Regions from separate parts of the Homo sapiens genome. Here all the other regions are linked to region 3. A link is a contact called in ENCODE Hi-C or POLR2A ChIA-PET data. All regions are on one chromosome and are shown on one strand. Each heading gives the region's core, a stretch centred on a gene start or an enhancer-like site at or near the end of the contact. The rest is flanking DNA. Distances are from core to core; before and after follow the strand shown. Region 1 holds the start of BCL2 (BCL2 apoptosis regulator). Region 2 overlaps BCL2 (BCL2 apoptosis regulator). Region 3 holds the start of PMAIP1 (phorbol-12-myristate-13-acetate-induced protein 1). Region 4 holds the start of HMSD (histocompatibility minor serpin domain containing). Region 5 overlaps BCL2 (BCL2 apoptosis regulator). Region 6 holds the start of VPS4B (vacuolar protein sorting 4 homolog B).

The links. A loop is a pair of places that touch in the nucleus more often than their neighbours do. ChIA-PET counts read pairs that join two places held with the same protein, here RNA polymerase II (POLR2A). Pooled maps may share reads with other maps.
Region 1: a loop to region 3 is called in a pooled map, with 6 times the contacts of the local background. The contact joins the promoter of BCL2 here to the promoter of PMAIP1 in region 3. A Hi-C loop is called at or near these places in 4 of 37 single-sample maps with no recorded cell type and 9 of 50 pooled maps. POLR2A ChIA-PET finds 5 or more read pairs at or near these places in 1 of 52 experiments (activated naive CD4-positive, alpha-beta T cell).
Region 2: a loop to region 3 is called in a map of naive thymus-derived CD4-positive, alpha-beta T cell, with 8 times the contacts of the local background. The contact joins the enhancer-like site here to the promoter of PMAIP1 in region 3. A Hi-C loop is called at or near these places in 1 of 168 maps with a recorded cell type or tissue (naive thymus-derived CD4-positive, alpha-beta T cell), 3 of 37 single-sample maps with no recorded cell type and 10 of 50 pooled maps. POLR2A ChIA-PET finds 5 or more read pairs at or near these places in 1 of 52 experiments (activated CD4-positive, alpha-beta T cell).
Region 4: a map with no recorded cell type shows a loop between it and region 3 (9-fold over the local background). The contact joins the promoter of HMSD here to the promoter of PMAIP1 in region 3. A Hi-C loop is called at or near these places in 2 of 37 single-sample maps with no recorded cell type and 7 of 50 pooled maps.
Region 5: a pooled map shows a loop between it and region 3 (18-fold over the local background). The contact joins the enhancer-like site here to the promoter of PMAIP1 in region 3. A Hi-C loop is called at or near these places in 7 of 50 pooled maps. POLR2A ChIA-PET finds 5 or more read pairs at or near these places in 2 of 52 experiments (OCI-LY7 and activated CD8-positive, alpha-beta T cell).
Region 6: a map of naive thymus-derived CD4-positive, alpha-beta T cell shows a loop between it and region 3 (12-fold over the local background). The contact joins the promoter of VPS4B here to the promoter of PMAIP1 in region 3. A Hi-C loop is called at or near these places in 1 of 168 maps with a recorded cell type or tissue (naive thymus-derived CD4-positive, alpha-beta T cell) and 8 of 50 pooled maps. POLR2A ChIA-PET finds 5 or more read pairs at or near these places in 1 of 52 experiments (activated naive CD4-positive, alpha-beta T cell).

The regions. Positions count from the first base shown.
Region 1 is chr18:63,318,393-63,321,402 of GRCh38, reverse strand. BCL2 (BCL2 apoptosis regulator) reads left to right here and starts at 1,634. Exons shown (of 3, transcript NM_000633.3): 1 at 1,634-2,229; 2 at 2,451-3,010. The coding sequence starts at 2,737. RefSeq lists silencers at 758-827, 858-1,067, 1,228-1,417, 2,773-3,010.
Region 2 is chr18:63,159,761-63,162,816 of GRCh38, reverse strand. The region is part of intron 2 of BCL2 (BCL2 apoptosis regulator); the gene reads left to right. Among named protein-coding and RNA genes, the nearest start is that of BCL2, 160 kb to the left of the region's middle. RefSeq lists enhancers at 587-636, 837-1,126, 1,217-1,456, 1,867-1,986. Within about 2 kb of position 1,621, at least 31 of the 41 ENCODE cell types and tissues checked have a DNase peak (open chromatin) inside an H3K27ac peak, as active enhancers do.
Region 3 is chr18:59,898,694-59,901,865 of GRCh38, reverse strand. It overlaps PMAIP1 (phorbol-12-myristate-13-acetate-induced protein 1), which reads right to left and starts at 1,870. Exons shown (of 2, transcript NM_021127.3): 1 at 1,631-1,870. The coding sequence starts at 1,688. RefSeq lists silencers at 1,504-1,713, 1,864-2,273 and an enhancer at 2,030-2,781.
Region 4 is chr18:63,947,805-63,950,706 of GRCh38, reverse strand. It overlaps HMSD (histocompatibility minor serpin domain containing), which reads right to left and starts at 1,406. Exons shown (of 4, transcript NM_001123366.2): 1 at 1,307-1,406. RefSeq lists a silencer at 1,339-1,568.
Region 5 is chr18:63,211,895-63,214,762 of GRCh38, reverse strand. The region is part of intron 2 of BCL2 (BCL2 apoptosis regulator); the gene reads left to right. Among named protein-coding and RNA genes, the nearest start is that of BCL2, 110 kb to the left of the region's middle. RefSeq lists enhancers at 218-447, 167-667. Within about 2 kb of position 1,367, at least 3 of the 41 ENCODE cell types and tissues checked have a DNase peak (open chromatin) inside an H3K27ac peak, as active enhancers do.
Region 6 is chr18:63,420,951-63,423,889 of GRCh38, reverse strand. VPS4B (vacuolar protein sorting 4 homolog B) reads left to right here and starts at 1,414. Exons shown (of 11, transcript NM_004869.4): 1 at 1,414-1,657. The coding sequence starts at 1,631. RefSeq lists an enhancer at 1,247-1,546.

The DNA.
Region 1 (3,010 bases), core at 385-2,884, 3.4 Mb before region 3:
CTATTCATGCTGATTAATTTAAAACTGTCTGCTTGCGCGTACACACGTCTGCGAGTGTGAATGTGTATGTGTGTATCTATGTACCTCATTTGAGAAAGTGCGGCCAACTAGGATTGGCTACGAGGCAAAGGTGGAGACCTTTAGGAGCCCACCCACCCCAGCGTTAGGACGGTGGGCCTGAAAGTTACTATATGGAAGTCCTCATCGTGTAGCACTAAACCAGTGTAAAAGGTGTTAGGGACAGAGGGAAAACATTGACTTAAACTGTCGTAAAGCCCTTGATAAACCCCTTCCCTGGAGCGCTGAGTTCTGCATGGCCTGGGCCACGGACTAGGTGTTCAGGTGGACACGGGCGGGGATGCGCGTGCGTGTGTAGTGCGCGGACACCTAGGAAGCTACTTGAAAGTAAACACCACGCTCGGGGCGTCCCTAGACATTGCTTAAAACGTGCAGAGTCACCTGTCTTCACAGCAGGGCAGCGCTGAGGTCCCACTGCTGGGGGCGGTGGGGGGCGGCATTGGCCTGGGTCTTCCCCCGGCGGCCGAGCGCCGGTAACACAACGTGTGTGTGTGTAGGCGCGTGTACACACTCTCATACACGGCTAGAAAGGGTCCAGGCGACACACACACTCCCACATACACGGCTAGAAAAGGTCCAGGCGAGACACACACACACACACACACACACACACACACTCCACACACACTCACACGGCCAGAAAGGGTCCAGGCGGTTCCCGGCGCTTTTCCAGCCCTTGTTTTCATGGCGCACCCTCCCGCCAGCCGCCCCCCTCCGCACTCCGTCGTCCGCCCGGCCCGGCCGCGTGCGGTTCCCCGGGAGCCCCCACCCCGTCGCGGACCCCAGCGACCACCAAGTCCGCACGCGGCCTGCCGCAGGCCTGAGCAGAAGGCCCCGCGCACACCCACCGCGCCGCGGCCGCGCGGGAGGCCTGTGCCGCCCGCGCCACCCACTGGCCGGGCCCCGCGGGCGCAGCGGAGCGGGCGGGTGGCCGGCCCGGACGCGCCCTCCCCGGCCGCGGCCCCGCGCGCCATGTGCCCCCGGCGGGACGCGCCACTCCCGGGCCTGCCGCGGCGCCTTTAACCCGGGCCAGGGAGCGGGGCGGAGGGGGCGGTCGGGTGGCTCAGAGGAGGGCTCTTTCTTTCTTCTTTTTTTGAATGAACCGTGTGACGTTACGCACAGGAAACCGGTCGGGCTGTGCAGAGAATGAAGTAAGAGGACAGGCACCACAGCCCCGCTCCCGCCCCCTTCCTCCCGCGCCCGCCCCTCCGCGCCGCCTGCCCGCCCGCCCGCCGCGCTCCCGCCCGCCGCTCTCCGTGGCCCCGCCGCGCTGCCGCCGCCGCCGCTGCCAGCGAAGGTGCCGGGGCTCCGGGCCCTCCCTGCCGGCGGCCGTCAGCGCTCGGAGCGGGCTGCGCGGCGGGAGCTCCGGGAGGCGGCCGTAGCCAGCGCCGCCGCGCAGGACCAGGAGGAGGAGAAAGGGTGCGCAGCCCGGAGGCGGGGTGCGCCGGTGGGGTGCAGCGGAAGAGGGGGTCCAGGGGGGAGAACTTCGTAGCAGTCATCCTTTTTAGGAAAAGAGGGAAAAAATAAAACCCTCCCCCACCACCTCCTTCTCCCCACCCCTCGCCGCACCACACACAGCGCGGGCTTCTAGCGCTCGGCACCGGCGGGCCAGGCGCGTCCTGCCTTCATTTATCCAGCAGCTTTTCGGAAAATGCATTTGCTGTTCGGAGTTTAATCAGAAGAGGATTCCTGCCTCCGTCCCCGGCTCCTTCATCGTCCCCTCTCCCCTGTCTCTCTCCTGGGGAGGCGTGAAGCGGTCCCGTGGATAGAGATTCATGCCTGTGCCCGCGCGTGTGTGCGCGCGTGTAAATTGCCGAGAAGGGGAAAACATCACAGGACTTCTGCGAATACCGGACTGAAAATTGTAATTCATCTGCCGCCGCCGCTGCCTTTTTTTTTTCTCGAGCTCTTGAGATCTCCGGTTGGGATTCCTGCGGATTGACATTTCTGTGAAGCAGAAGTCTGGGAATCGATCTGGAAATCCTCCTAATTTTTACTCCCTCTCCCCGCGACTCCTGATTCATTGGGAAGTTTCAAATCAGCTATAACTGGAGAGTGCTGAAGATTGATGGGATCGTTGCCTTATGCATTTGTTTTGGTTTTACAAAAAGGAAACTTGACAGAGGATCATGCTGTACTTAAAAAATACAAGTAAGTTCTCTGCACAGGAAATTGGTTTAATGTAACTTTCAATGGAAACCTTTGAGATTTTTTACTTAAAGTGCATTCGAGTAAATTTAATTTCCAGGCAGCTTAATACATTCTTTTTAGCCGTGTTACTTGTAGTGTGTATGCCCTGCTTTCACTCAGTGTGTACAGGGAAACGCACCTGATTTTTTACTTATTAGTTTGTTTTTTCTTTAACCTTTCAGCATCACAGAGGAAGTAGACTGATATTAACAATACTTACTAATAATAACGTGCCTCATGAAATAAAGATCCGAAAGGAATTGGAATAAAAATTTCCTGCATCTCATGCCAAGGGGGAAACACCAGAATCAAGTGTTCCGCGTGATTGAAGACACCCCCTCGTCCAAGAATGCAAAGCACATCCAATAAAATAGCTGGATTATAACTCCTCTTCTTTCTCTGGGGGCCGTGGGGTGGGAGCTGGGGCGAGAGGTGCCGTTGGCCCCCGTTGCTTTTCCTCTGGGAAGGATGGCGCACGCTGGGAGAACAGGGTACGATAACCGGGAGATAGTGATGAAGTACATCCATTATAAGCTGTCGCAGAGGGGCTACGAGTGGGATGCGGGAGATGTGGGCGCCGCGCCCCCGGGGGCCGCCCCCGCACCGGGCATCTTCTCCTCCCAGCCCGGGCACACGCCCCATCCAGCCGCATCCCGGGACCCGGTCGCCAGGACCTCGCCGCTGCAGACCCCGGCTGCCCCCGGCGCCGCCGCGGGGCCTGCGCTCAGCCCGGTGCCACCTG
Region 2 (3,056 bases), core at 372-2,871, 3.3 Mb before region 3:
GGAAAGAAGGAAGGAGGGCAGAGTTTGGGGGTTTGGGAGGGTGAAGGCATGGAAATGAAGGCTCTGGTGTCTTCCTTGGAGGAGCAGTGAGGATGCTGCCCTAGTGGTAGCCAAGGATTAATTGTGCCAAGAGCATAGATGGTGCTAGAAAATCAGGCGACAGTAGCTGGATTATGAAGGTCTTCACAAAGCAGGCAAATGAGTTCAGATTTGGTTTAATAGAAAATAGGAAGTGAGAAAGAGGTAAGAAACACGATCTAGAATGCTGGCCAGCTGTGTCACCCGCGTGCCTGCCTGCACCAGTAGTGTCCCCGAGCTGGGCCTGACACCATTCTTTGGTGATGGTGGAATAAAGGCAAGTTGAAGAAATAAAAACATGTTCATATATGTGAGTTCCCAAGACAAACCACAGCAGATCCCAGGAATGTGTTTCTGATTGAGCAATGAAGACGTGTTGGTGGGGTTTTGGTTGGGGTGGGTGTGGGTGTCATCTCTGTTTCATGAGGTCTAAATTTCTACTGGCTCAGAAAAAGAACTTTGAGCAGTTTTTTGTTTATATGGGTCATCATCGTCTTCAATTTTTGTGGAGTTTTCTCAGAGCTTCTTGATGGTCTGCTAATACTAAAATAAATATATTAGGCCTTTTGCCTGTCTCTTCTTTTCTGTCACTGGGTGATGGCCTTTGTTTCCTCTAATGGACACATTCCAGATTTGAGTGCGGAGCGGGCAGTCCCTGGCTGCTCATGTCTGACATCGTTCCCTCCCTGTGTAGCAAAGGGAAATCAACAGCACGTGGGAGGGGGAATCTGTGTTCTAAGAACTGCTTTGGTTTACACATCTATAGATAACACTCAACCAGCACTGCAGGTCACATGGACCGGCTGGTGAGGCTGAGGATGAGTCACTTTTAAATTACTCATAGAGAAAGAAATATGTTTCTGAAAGCCAGAGTGGTTGGCTTACACATGGAGGTAAGAGAGAAAGCAGGCAGCTTCATAAAGCACTCAGACCTCCTGTGACAGCTGACGTGGTGTGTAGTGCGTCAGGTGGGAAGACGGGGCCCTGCGTCCTCAGCAATGTATTTGGAGGTGAGGCTTTTTGTTGATGGGAACCCCTGTGCTGGGACTTGGGGGTATTTAGGATACATTTCCATCTAGCTAGACTTTCTCTTACAGTCCCACTTTGTAAATGGCCCTAGGACCCTTGATTAACTTTCAGTAACACAGTCTAGTGGTGAACACCAAGCCATCTGAGGCTGAAATATGGAGAAGTATGTCAGTCCAACAGAAGGTCAGATGGGGAGGGGCGAGGGAGCTTTCAGAAAGTCTTGGAGTACAAGGGCCTCAGCTGAGCCTCGAAGGTCTTCATTCGTTGCAAAGAAGAAGGAATTCTGTCCCAAGCGAGATGGAAAGATCATCTGAGCAAAAAGAAAGCATCAGTGACAGAGGCTGCAACTTCATTTCACTGGCTGAGTCTAAATTTTTTTCACAGGAAAAAATATACAGAAGACAAGAGAACAATCACCAAGGAAGCCCAAGGCACTGCTTACTAAATTGGTCCAAGGGGGGGATTTCACCAAATGCAAATGAACAAAGAACAATACATGTGACTCAAAATATCCGTTATGCTCTTAATACTTACGAGAGGGTGTGAGGCAGGGAGGTGACCTTTTCAAGGGTTGAAAGCTGTCAACTTTTCAACCACATTGTTTTCATTGCTGGGAGATTGAAGACAGGATCACCTCAGGGTACCATTTTGGAAAAGTGATTTAAAAAAAATTAAAAACTCCTTCCTGCATAATGTTTTGGGACATTTTGAATTGTTTTTGCCGTGAAGACATAGAATTCAGGTGTCCAGGAAATACTGCAACCTTTTATGAGAAATGAATACCCAGAAGTCTAGAGCTGCCTGGCACTCACTCTGGCAGGTCTTCCACCTCTGGTCCCTCTCCAGCAGAAGGGCTAGTGAGCAGTTTAGGACCCCTGGAGCAGGGGTACCCTTACCCCCACCCCAAAGGAAGCGATGTGGCTTTTTTCTCGCAGCCCCGCCCCCATCCCTTTGACAGGTCACTAGAACAACAGAGTGCCCAAGTGGAGACAGGGAGGAATGTGATGGTTGGAGGGACCTAAAAATAACCATTTTTCCCTCATCCTGAATGTGCTACCCTGGGCCAGACATTCCCTGAAGGGCTCCTCTGAAATCTGGGAAACAGGAAATGCTAAGAAAATCTCTAATTTGCCTGGTCATGTGAACTCCTCTCGGTGTTGAAACAGAATTTTGGAAGAGGGGACTCTGCACTGTGGTTGAGCCCTCCTAATCAGAGAACATTTGCCCCTATGAGAATATGGTGGATGTGACTATTCAGCCTCAACTTCCCTCTTTCTAAACATGTAAACTCTGATGCCTAAAGAACAAAACCAGAAAAGAAACCCACTCGGTCTTAGTTGCGTATCTGAGTGCCGACAGGGCGGCTGAGAGGGGCCCACGTGCCTGTCGCTAAAAAGCCCCTTTGGCATTTCATAACAGGACCCAATCCCGCAGACTTGTCTGTGCAGGCTCACGCACCATCTTCAAAACCTTTACTACCTGTATTTGTAGTAGATGATTAATGATTAGGCTTTCTTCCCACACATTTGGCTTTGATAATCTCCACTCAAAAATATTCAGATGCAAATAATTTAAAAACAAAGTGGCTCCAAGGGCTCTTTCTGGGAGGATGGAAATGCTGCATATCTTGATAGGGGAGTGAGTTAAAGGGATGTATGCCTTTGTCAATATTCATAAAACTGTACACATGATATATTCATTTTGTTGTATGTAAATGATACTGAGAATGAAAACTCTTAAGATAATAAAGTGGGTTGAGTTTGGAAACCAGAAAAAGTGGACACGATGTAAATGACCCCGCTGAAAACGATTCGAGTTGGCCAGCAGAAACTAAGAAATGCGTACGCGTGGGCAGTCCCCACTGTGCGGGGAAATCTTTGCAAGGTGAGCAGATTCAGCTCAGCTCATAGAAACTCCAGCTGATTCTGCACATTCATCTGTGTTTTTGT
Region 3 (3,172 bases), core at 621-3,120:
ATATTAAGAAAAATGATGCTTATAATTTCCAAGTACACTTTTTTTCAGTAAGTGCAGTTAACACTATACTGACTATAATATCGTATCTATACTGACTATAATTTCAATTTTCTTGAATATTTCAAAGAGCAGCTTGAGGTCTTTCGGGTACACTTCATGATTACAAACATTAAAAAATCATGATTACAAATTAAAATCTGGTCTATTTTATAAATCGACCCTGAAAATACCGTATTTAGGCTCAAAATAAATCAAAGCTGTCAATATATAGTAAAGCAAAATCTTAAACCTATATTTCAACCAATTTCTCTCTACAAGAAGTGAGTGAAATCTTTCCTAACTCCTACACCAAGAGACCTAATAAATCCCTTAAGGTGTTATTCTTTATGGGCTACAAGATCAAATATGTTGGGAAGTATTTACATAGACATGTTGTCTACAGAGATTGAGATATATTAATATACAGTTCTAAAAGAAAAACCAAATACCATTCAGCGTCCGACACTGGAAGCCCTGAATTCTAAGTGGAAAAGTTATCCCTTTCACCAAAAATGTAGAAAACAAGGCAGAAAATACTTCCCGGTCATTTCCTTAATTTTTTAAAAATTGCATTACACACCTATAAATGTATTAGTATCAATCAAATCAAGTTTAAGAGGGACTTTGTGCTGCTTCCTGTTCTTGGGAATTAAGTCGGACCAGAAAGTGCTATGCATAAGTAAGATCCTTCAGAAAGAAACAAGGTCAGAATCCTAAGACATCACAAAAGGTAGACAAAGCTTTTTCCATCCCACACAAGCGCCAGAGACAGCAGCCTGTTACCAACTTAGGCATGGTCACATTTGCAATGCACCACTTCCTTCGCACGCCCCAGGAGCTCTATAAAATGAAAGTAACTTAAAAGGTGGGGGGGGCGTATAATCGTCTGATGCAACAGCAGTATGGCCCACACAGACTTCGGGCTCTGGGCAGTGACTGGGTTCTCTGTTTAGATTTAGAAAAAGCATGGGGCCGGGGCGCTGGCCTGAAAACTTACGATGGAGCTGTATGTATCGGGGTGGGGAGTGCGAATGAATGAATGAAAAAAAGGAGCGGACTAACTCCTATTCTCCTATCCCCACCTCCCACAATATCGATTATTTAAATGTTACAAGATTTTCTAGGCTCCTGAACACAGGGGCCCTTGTGGGGCCGTCTCTGGAAGCGCTGGGAGTCCAGGCGGTCCCCGGGGCTCTCTCCTGCCCCTTCTGCCGCGACAATGACTTTCTCCTAGAGACAGCCGCCTACACTTGCACTTGTTCCTCGTGGCCCCGGGGAAGGGCAAGTGGCGAGGAGGAAAGAGAGGAGGAAAGGAGCTTTTTGCCCCTGGTGAAACGCAGCTGCATCCCAATCGCAAATCCGGCTTGGTCCCTCGCCGTACCCGCCGTACCCGCCGGTCCTGGGGAAAAACCCCGAAGAACTTTCTGGAGGCGCCCCTAAGGCTCGCGCCAGGGCACAGACCTGGCCCGACCTTGACCCCCGTGCAGTCTGTGCTTGAGCCCCGGCGAGCTGAGCCCGCCCCAGCCGAGACCTCGACCCCGGCCCCGACCCCGCCCGGCCTGGGTCTTCGCTGGCCCCAGCGGGTCGGTACCTGCTGGAGCCCGCGCGGGGCTCGGTTGAGCGTTCTTGCGCGCCTTCTTCCCAGGCATCTCCGCCGGTGCCGCCGCCCACTCAGCTACAGAGCCCGGGAACCTCAGCCTCCAACTGGAGCACCTCGGACAGCTGCAGGACGCGAGCTGAACACGAACAGTCCTGCAGGCAGGGATGCTGGGATCGGGTGTCCGGACGCGCGGAGATGCCAACTACACACGGTGAGTGCCCGGGAAACTCTGAGATCCCCGCGCCAGAGACCACGCTTTTGTCCAGTGAGAACTTCCCTGGTGACGTAGGGAAACTAGACGCCCGGCCCGCCCCTGTCCCCGCCCCTGTCCCCGCCCCGCAGACGGCGTTATGGGAGCGGACGCGGGACGCGGGCGGGGAAGTACCCCGCTGAGCGCGACCTGCCCGGACACGCTCCCGACCCGCGGCGGCGCCGACCCGCGGCGGGGGGCGCAGAGCGCTCGGCCCCGAAATTACTTCCTTACAAAACGAGGTGGGAGGAGAAGGGGGTCGGCTTTGACCATCTGCAAACGCTGGACGTCGTCAGCGGCAGTGGTGGCGGGAGCTGGGAGTGGCGGGAGCTGGGAGTGGCGGGAGGGGAAGGGTTTAACCAGGAGGAACGTTGTGGGTGGGGAGAGACCAGAGGCCTTGGCAATTAGAGACTTGGGTAAACAAGCCCAGAAAAGAGATTGGAAAAGGAAACTTTTCGAACTTGAAGAGTATGGGCAGTAACAGGGAAGGGAAATGAGAAGAACCTTAATCACCGCAGAGGAGATGCCAGAGGCCCTGTGAGAAAGCTCCGGGTCCCAGGAAGTCACTGCAAACAGAAGCCCTGGTGCCAGCCAGAAAGAACATCGTGTTTGAGTTGGGAAGGGATTTGTGTGTGTCCTTCCAGATAGGTCGATATCGCCCATTGTGGATGTTTAGCAAAAACGAGTGGATCGTTATCATATGGAAAACGTTCAAATCTTTTGTGGGAGGGCTGAGCTACCTGGGAACGTGAAATTATTTGCATAATGTTTGGCGAGGCCATGAGTAATTCTACTATTATGAAGAGGAGTAATTAGGAGTGGTTAACGGTTACTGAGAGCCGCTTCATGCTAAGGACTTTGACATGCATTTTCTCATTCCGTCCTCAGAACAACCGTTGCTACTTTACGGGTGCAGAAACTGAGGTTTGTAGAAAATTGCCCAAGTTCACTTAGGCAGAGAGCACTGCCCTGATTCCGAACCAGGCAGGCCCACAGAGAGCAAGAGCTCTTACCCACTGTAGCCTTCCCAGCAATCAGTTTCTTAGAAAATGTGTGTTTTCGCCGAACGCGGTGGCTCACGCCTGTAATCCCAGCTCTTTGGGAGGCCGAGGCGGGTGGTTCGTTTGAGGCCAGGAGTTCGAGACCAGCCTTGCCAATATGGTGAAACCCCGTCTCTACTGAAATACAAAAGATTAGCCGGCCTTGGTGGTGCACGCCTGTCGTCCCAGTTGCTTGGGCGGCTGAGGCACGAGAATCGCTTGAACCTGGGAGGCGGAGGTTGC
Region 4 (2,902 bases), core at 157-2,656, 4.0 Mb before region 3:
CAAATGCCTTTCCTTGAAATGAAATACTATTTGAGGTTCTCGTGCATCTGATTTGCGTAACACAGAGTTCTATCCACAAGTTGGCTTTCAAAGTCTCCTGGTTTAATATTTAGGCCTTCAGGTTGGTTTTTGTAACCACTGTGCCTGTCAACCTAGGTGCCTATAGTCACTATTCCTACACAGCAGTCGTATATGAATCATCACACAGCATTTCTTGTAAACATTATTGAAATTATTTCCTGCCTCCTTTAAACTCATCTTACATTTTTTTTTTTTTTTTTTTTTTTTTTTGAGAGAGAGTCTCGCTTTGTCCCTCAGGCTGGAGTGCAGTGGTGCAATCTTGGCTCACTGCAACCTCTGCCTCCCAGGTTCAAGCGATTCTTCTGCCTCAGCCTCCTGAGTAGCTGGGACTACAGGCCCATGTCACGACACCCGGCTAATTTTTGTATTTTTAGTAGAGACTGGGTTTCACCATATTGGCCAGGCTGGGTCTCGAACTCCTGACCTCGTGATCCGCCCCCCTCAGCCTCCCAAAGTGCTGGGATTACAAGCGTGAGCCACCGCGCCTGGCCCATTTTACTTGTTTTATCTGAATTTACTAAAGGACTCTTTCTTGGCTTTGTTGTAACATGTATTTCAATTAACACATACTGGTTTTTGTTCTTGAGCAAATTCTCACAACTTGTCTACTGGGAATCTCTGTAAATTGGTTACTTTCTTTTTACACTATCCCAACACTTTTGCTTTCTGGCAACAGTATCGTCCTCATTTTGATTTTTTTCCAGTCCAAAAACATACTATCAACGCCTCTCCTGGTTTCTTTTAAAGGAGGAGGAATGTCAAGTACAAATTCTGAATACTGAGAGCATACGAGTTTCGGTACCGACAAATAAATACTGCTGCTGTTGTTTTTCCTGGAGGTCCCAGGCCTCACAGCCCCTTCCAGCGCCCAACATAAACTTCACCAGGGTGGGAGGCCTCATTGTACCTACTTCCAGCTCCTGCAGGATGAGTGGAGCCCAGGCAGGACTTTCACCCCCCAGCTCCGCGCCCATTCGCCCTGGCCTCCCCTCCCCGCGCCTGGACCCATAGGGCACACAGCCAAGTGCAGCCAAGTCCCTGCCCTTAGGGAGCCCCCGCCAGAGACCGAGTAAAGAAGGACAGCCCCAGGGAAAGGTCTGGAGCAACAGGTGCGCTGAGCACTTCACTGGGCTTCCCTTTCGTAGGTTCCCGCCCTTTTCCTGGGCTCAAGAGCAGGTAACGAGAATCCAGCGTGTGGGAACCACTCCCAAAGTCAAACACCTACCCCAGTTCTCCGCGCAGCTGCCCAGGAGCGAAGTGAGACCGGGTCGGAGAGGCGGGAATAGAGATGTCTGAGCGGCGCCGGGTGTTAGTTCCCAGTGAATGGGGAGGCGGGCGGAGTCGGGCCCAGCCAGGCACCACCTAGCGGGCGCCTGGGCAGGAGGGCGGGGCGGGTCCCGCAGGCCGCGGGGATCTCCTGATGTGCAGGAAGTGGCCAATCTCTGTGCAGGAAAAAGCCCCAACTGTCCGGGAGTTTTCAGTCAAGAAGCGATAATGCGCTTTGGCTATTTGGGGTTTTTCGTGGTTCCATACAAATTATAGGGTTTTTTTTTTTTTCTATTTCTGTGAAGAATGACATTGGTATTTTGACAGGGATTGCATTCAATCTGTAAATTGTTTGGGTAGCATTGTACTTTTAACATTAATTATTCCAACCTATGAGCATGAATATGTGTCCATTTTCTGTGTGTGTTCTTCACGTTTTTCTCATCAGTGTTTTATAGTTGTCCTTGTAGAAGTCTTTCACTTTTTTAATTAAATTGATTACTAGGTATTTTATACATCATATTTCTTATAGCTATTGTAAGTGGGATTTCTTTCTTGATTTCTTTTTCAGACTGTTCACTGTAGATGTATAGACATCTTACGGATATTTTATATCCATTTTGTATTCTGCAACTTTACTGATTCATTTATTAGTTCTAGTAGTTTTTGAGGGGAGTCTTTTGGTTTTTCCGATTATAAGATTATACCATTGGTGAGCAAAGCTAATTTTACATCTTTCTTTCCAGTTTGGGTGTCCTTTGTTTCTTTTTCTTGCCTAATTGCCCCGGCCAGGACTTCCAGTCAGATACTGAATAAAGGGGGTGAAACTGGGCATCCTTGTCTTGTTGCAGATCTTATAGGAAAGGTTTTCAATTTTTCCCTGTTCAGTATGATATTAGCAGTGGGTTTTTCATTTTGGTTTTTATTGTTTTGAGGTATATTCCTTCTATACCCAATGTGTTAAGGATTTTTATCATAAAGAGATGTAGGATTTTACTGAATACATTTTCGGCATCTATTGAAATGATCGTGCAGTTTTTGTTGTTGGTTCTTTTAATGCAATGTATCGCATTTATTGATTTGTGTATATTGAATCATACTTGCATACCCGGGTGAATCTCACTTGATCGTGGTGAGTGATCTGTTTAATGTGTTGTTGAATTGGAGTTGCTAGCAATTTTTTGAGGATTTTTTCTGTTTTTTACCTGTTGATATGACGGATTCCTTTGATTTTCAAATGTTGAATTAGTCTTGTACACCTGCAATCAATCTTACTTAGTCACAATGTATAATCCAACTATTTTACACATAGTTTGATTTCATTTGTGAATATGTTGTTCAGGATTTTGCATCTATACTAATGAAAGATATTGGTCTTTAAGTTTCTTTTCTTCTAATGTCTTTGTCTGGTTTTGTTATCAGAGTAATTCCAGCCCTATAGAATGAATTAGAAAGTAGTTCTTCTGCTTCTATCTTCTGAAAGAGATTTAGAGAATTGGAGTAAACGTTTTCTTAATTTGTTTTTAGAATTTACCAGTGAGCCCATCTGGGTCTG
Region 5 (2,868 bases), core at 118-2,617, 3.3 Mb before region 3:
CTCCAGCCTGGGTGACAGAGTGAGCGTATGTCTCAAAAATAGATAAATAAATAAATAAATAAATAAAAAAGAAAAGAAATGAGCCTTAGGGCCCGAAATGTAATTTTATTTTTAGCATGATTTTTTTTTTTATTACCCGACAGTTTTTGATTAGTGTGGCAGCTAGAAATTTCCCTCCTGGTTTAATTTGCTTCTTTATAGTTTTTGTCAAAAGCTCAAATGGTACAACACATCACAGGTGACTTTTCAACATTTGAGTCAACCTTGAAAATACACAGATGGATGGATGTCAGGGTGAGACCTGACTTCAAGTTCCCATGAATGTGGTTTATATTTTAAACACTTTAAAAATAACTGTGTATGTCGTGGTGTCAGGAGTCAGGCAGGTGGAAGGGTTAGGCCTTCCAGGCCATCTTCCGAGCTGCACCGGACGTTTGTCTCACCTCCCCTACAGAGATGGTGGCACAGTCCAATCCCTTTTCCCTCCTCACTGGGTGTCCTCCTCCAATTCATGGATTGTCTGACACTTTCTGCACTCGTCCCTGCTGCTGGTGTCTGCTGGCACTTCCTGTCCTTCTTGCTTCCCATCTTCCTTGTCTGTTCTGCCCCTCTCCCTTCCATTTCTCCCGTATTTCTTAGCTTTATCACAAAAAGGCTTGGGCATCACAGCCATGGCCCACTCTTGAGATTGCATTTCTTGGCCAGCAAGCCCACCTGGCCTCATCATTTTGGCTGCAACTTCAAGGTCATCAGCCCATCTTAGCTCTGTTCATCCCTAAGTTTTCTGTGGATAGGCTTTCTATTTGACAGAGTGCTTCTCCCAGCCCCCTCTTAATTTCTTTATCTGACACTGTTTTTTGGGACCTAGAGGTCCCTGAGGGCCTGGGGCTTCCTTGTGCGTTGAGGTGGGCCCTGTAGATTCTGCCGTCGAGAGAACTCTGACCAGCCCGCTCTGAGAAAGAATGTCAAGTGGTCAGGGTCTCACCAAGCAAAGGGCCTCTATATGATAATGGTCCACAGAGCTGTCAGGAGAACAAATGGGGTAATCTGGAGTGTGATTTCATCATTCTTCAGTGCATTCTCAGTGCCGGGAAAAGTCATGAGTAGGGTTCTCGTTTTAACTCCTAAATTATGAACTTACTCACATTTGTGGATTAGACAATGCCTCAACATCATTTTCATAGTGTGTGTGTGTGTGTGTGTGTGTGTGTGTGTTTATGTGTGTGTGTGTGTGTGGTTTAATGTGTACAACTCATCTGAACCCAGTTGCTCTGTGGTTTATCTTTTACTGAGAACTGCTTTTTTTCTTCCTTTTCTAAGAAAATACTAGTTCTTAAAGTATGAAGTCTTTCTTGTGAGTTCATCAGCAGTGAGGGGTGTGGTGTGAGGACCTACATTGGTGATAATGAGATCCAACAATCACTGAATTCAGGCGATTTTGACACAAATCATATTGACTAAAATAATATTAAGCACGTGATGCTGGTGACATTTGAATATTTGCCAGGAAGAATACCTGCATGGTAACAATTGGCTGCAAATGGAAGAGATTTGCATGTTTTATTGTTTTTACAGTTTTAACATACATTTTTATTGGAGAATCTGAAACCAACCTATGTAGGGGAGGTTATGGGAGCAAAAGTAACACAGAGAACCAGCAGGAATCGGCCTACCTGCCTGCCTCTGTCCTCCTCTGCTCCTAAGAATTTGGGTCACCTCTGGCTTCAGCACTTAGTCCTAATCATGAACAACACATGAGTTAGGGGAAAGGTGTATTCACAAATTTGAAATTTCTTTATGTTTTTCCTCTCTCACATTCCTTTCCTGCAGTCTCTTTCCTACTTTTTCATCCTTTGTGTAAAGGTAGCAACTTTTTTTTTGTTTTTTGAGACAGAGTCTCGCTCCGTTGCCCAGGCTGGAGTGCAGCAGTGTGATCTCGGCTCACTGCAACCTCCGCCTTCTGGGTTCAAGTGATTCTCCTGCCTCAGCCTCCTGAGTAACTGGGACTACAGGCATGTGCCACTGTGACTGGCTAATTTTTTATATTTTTAGTAGAGACAGGATTTCACCATGTTGGCCAGGCTGCTCTCGAACTCCTGACCTCGTGATCCGCCCGCCTGGATCTCCCAAAGTGCTGGGATTACAGTTGTGAGCCACCGCACCCGGCCAAGGTAGCAACTTTTATTTGAGAAAGCTTGGAATCCTGACCTAAGCTCCCTGAGTTCCCACTGTGGCTTGTGGCCACCTATTGTGATACTCACTCTCTACCCTTGGTTTTCTGATCTCTAAAATGAGACTGTCTACTTCACGTGGCTGTTAAATGCATCATAATTTCCTTCCTTACCTCCCTTCTTTAAAGGAAACTTGGAATTTTCAAAGCTACTAAATGGAGTTTTTTTGTGTTTTTTTTGTTGTTGTTGTTTGTTTGTTTGTTTGAGACAGAGTCTCGCTCTGTCGCCCAGGCTGGAGTGCAGTGGCATGCTCTTGGCTCACTGCAACCTCTGCCTCCTGGGTTCAAGCAATTCTGTCTCGCCTCAGCCTCCCGAGTAGCTGGGACTACAGGCGCCCGCCACCACGCCCAGCTAATTTTTGTATTTTTAGTAGAGACGGGGTTTCACCATGTTGGCCAGGATGGTCTCGAACTCCTGACCTTGTGATCCACCTGCCTCAGCCTCCCAAAGTGCTGGGATTACAGGCGTGAGCCACCACACCTGACCTAAATGGAGTATTTTTAGGGCCACATGGTTAGGGGCAACTAAAAATGTCATATGCTACCATTGCATTCATGAACACCATCCTCCCTCAGAGAAGAAAGGAGTCACATGACTGCATTTCTGGCGAAACCTGATTGCATTTTGGTAAAACCTG
Region 6 (2,939 bases), core at 165-2,664, 3.5 Mb before region 3:
CAAATTCACAAGTGGGAAGAAAGGACGGGTAGATGCAGGGCAGAGAGAGGGCTCTGTGCTTCGAGCCTGGATGATACAGATTTGGCAATACTATTCTAAGGAGAGACCAGAGAAAGAAGTTTAGGGTAGAAGGTAATTAATTAGAGTATGTTGAATTTGTCTTGCAGAAAAACCCTGTGAAGGAAACCTCTGGGAGGCTGTTGTAAATGCTGGGCTGGGGATGGGGTGGGTCTAGAGATCCAGATTTGAAGCAATTTCTAGTCTATTGATAGCTGAAGCTCAAGAAGAGAGTTAGATGAGCAGAGGTGAAGAGAGAAGAGGACATCAGACTCTTGAGTAAATTCAGCTTAAGCTCAGGGAGGAGTAAGAAAGGGAGACAGTGAAGGAAGCAGATAAGGAATATTGGGAAGCTGGACAAACAAGAACTGGGTAGTTGACAATACCAATGAAGAGGGAAGAGGAGAGGACTTTAATTCTTTCGGAGATGCCAGATGAGAAAAAATTAAGAAATGAGTGAGAAAAAAATGATGGAGTGATTAAACATCTATGTTGCTTTCCTTTGAGAATGTTAACTATGAAAAGAAGAAAAGGGTGGTGGTGGCTGCAAACCATAGGAAGGCTGAGAAAGGGTTTTACTTTGGTTCTGCCTCTAATCCCTGACGCATTCAACCTCCTCAAGCCATTTGCTTGTAAACATAACTGGCATAAATAATATCTGATATGCCCATTTTACAGGACAAGTGCTTCCCTCTCAGACCACATACTCGAGGACAGCGGCCGTCCACGCCTTATTTACATTCATCTTCCCAACACAACAGTCATTTGGAAGATGCCGAGTGGCGTGGGAAGAACAAGCGGGAACGAGCGCCGACCCGCCCGCGGCCTGACTGCTAGCGCACCGCTGTGCGGCCGCCTCACCGCGCACTCCCTCCTGAATTATTCACCACCGAGACGAGGACGGTGATCGCCCCCATTCCACAGAGGACACGGAGTGAAGGCGCAGTCACAGGCCCAAAGCCCCCAGTCGGCGGGTCTTGGAAATGGACGACTTTTTCACTCAAAAGCTACGAGGCAACAAAGCATGTGGATGAGGAGGGAAGGGAGCCGGGGCCAATAATTCATCTCAAAGTAAAAGACGTCCCCGGGGGTGGGGAACAAACAAACAACAAAACCCGGCTCTGTGCTTCCGCGCTTGCGCTCTCCTAGGTCTGCCAGGCTGCCGCCCGCGCCTAGGCCAGAGTCTCAGTGCGCCTGCGCCGAGCCCGACTTCCGCCAGGGCTCGATTGGCTTCCAGGCTACTTCTCCCGGCCCAGGGAGGGCCTGCGCTGTGGCTAGAGAAGGGAGTCTGGTGACTGGGTGCGCGTGCTGATGACGAAATCGGAAGTGCCCGGAGCAGAGGCGGGACCAGAACCTAGAGGGCCTCGGGATTGCGGAAGTTTGGTGGGGAGGGTCGGAGCTCTGGTGGAGAGAGTGTTGTCTAAAACAAGTTCCGGAAGGGAGGCTGCCCTTCGCGGTCCGAGAACCACCGGCCTCCCCAGTTTGAGGGCTGTTACCCCGTGCGCGCTTCGACGTTGCTGCTGTTGGCTCTCCTCGCCCCTCGTTCCCTTGGGAACCGCCTGGGAACTCCGCCATGTCATCCACTTCGCCCAACCTCCAGGTATCATTGCTCATCTCCCGTCCCCCTAGGGAGCTGGGATCGAGGGGAGGCGCGAGAAGCGGGTGGGGGGCGGGGAGAAGGGAGGAAGCGGCCGCGCCTGTGGTCGAGGCGCAGGAGGGCGGGTCCGGGGACCTGCAGCAGGTGGGAGAGGGGCCCGTTTTCCAACGGAAAGGTCGTTTCTGGCCCGCTCTTGGGGTCTCCCGAGCTACTGGCTTTGTGAGACTCTTCACTTTTGTTGACACTTCCCGCTTCCAAACCAGCCAAGATCTGGGCAGGTTTCTCCAATCAGGGTTAACGGAGAAAGAAAGAACGTAATTTTTGCAAAGCCCTATTCTGGACCAGTTGAAGATAGGGTGGTCATAGTTCGGTCTTAGTTTCTCAAGCTGACAGCAGACCCCTTCATTCTGAGCTGTCAGGTGAGTAGAGATATGGGAACAGACCAAGAATCTGAGATTACAGCCAGCCTGCATGCAATCTCCGTGAAGTCATTGAATTTATGTGCACACTCCTGTGGCTCCCAGATGGTAGTGTGTAAGATCGAGGAGTATTCTTAAACCTCTGTGTGGCTCCACTTCCCCTCCTCTACCGCAATGAGCACAGTGTTTTGTACACAAATCATGGAATCTTAAGATTTTAGGCTTAATCGTTAGTCCTCTGTGGAATGGAATTCGTTCAGAAAAGAAATTTCTTAATGTAATGGTGTCTCCCATCCCCAGAATGGATCTAGGGCTTCAGTGGCGTTTAGAATGTAATGTGGCTTAATGTAGAGGACTCCCAGTCCAGTAAGTCAATAAGGCACAAAAGAGTAGCCTAAAATACTTGTATTGAGTCCCCGTCGTGGACTTCCGGTAGTTTGTTGAACAAGCAGTTATTGGAGTGCCTGACAGAGGCATCAAAGGTAATGGAAGAACTCCTTAACCCATGATAATTGATTCTGAAGAAAGACCACTCAAAGTAGACCCACTTAAACAGAGATTAAAATTTCACACACACATACACAAAAAGAGTGGGAAAGGAGGCTTGCTTGGGACTTTCATCTTGAAAATCGACCTAGAAGATTATTAAAATAATTGTTATCTTTCACAAAATATTATAATTGTATAATTGCAACAATGACTCATTTTGTGGAATAAGTCAAGTGTTGATTTGTCTGTGTTTTTTTCCTTTTCTTTTCTTTCTTTTTTTTTTTTTTTTTGAGACGGAGTCTTGCACGGTCGCCCAGGCTTGAGTGCAGTGGCGTGATTTCAGCTCACTACAACCTCCACCTCCCAGGTTCAAGCGA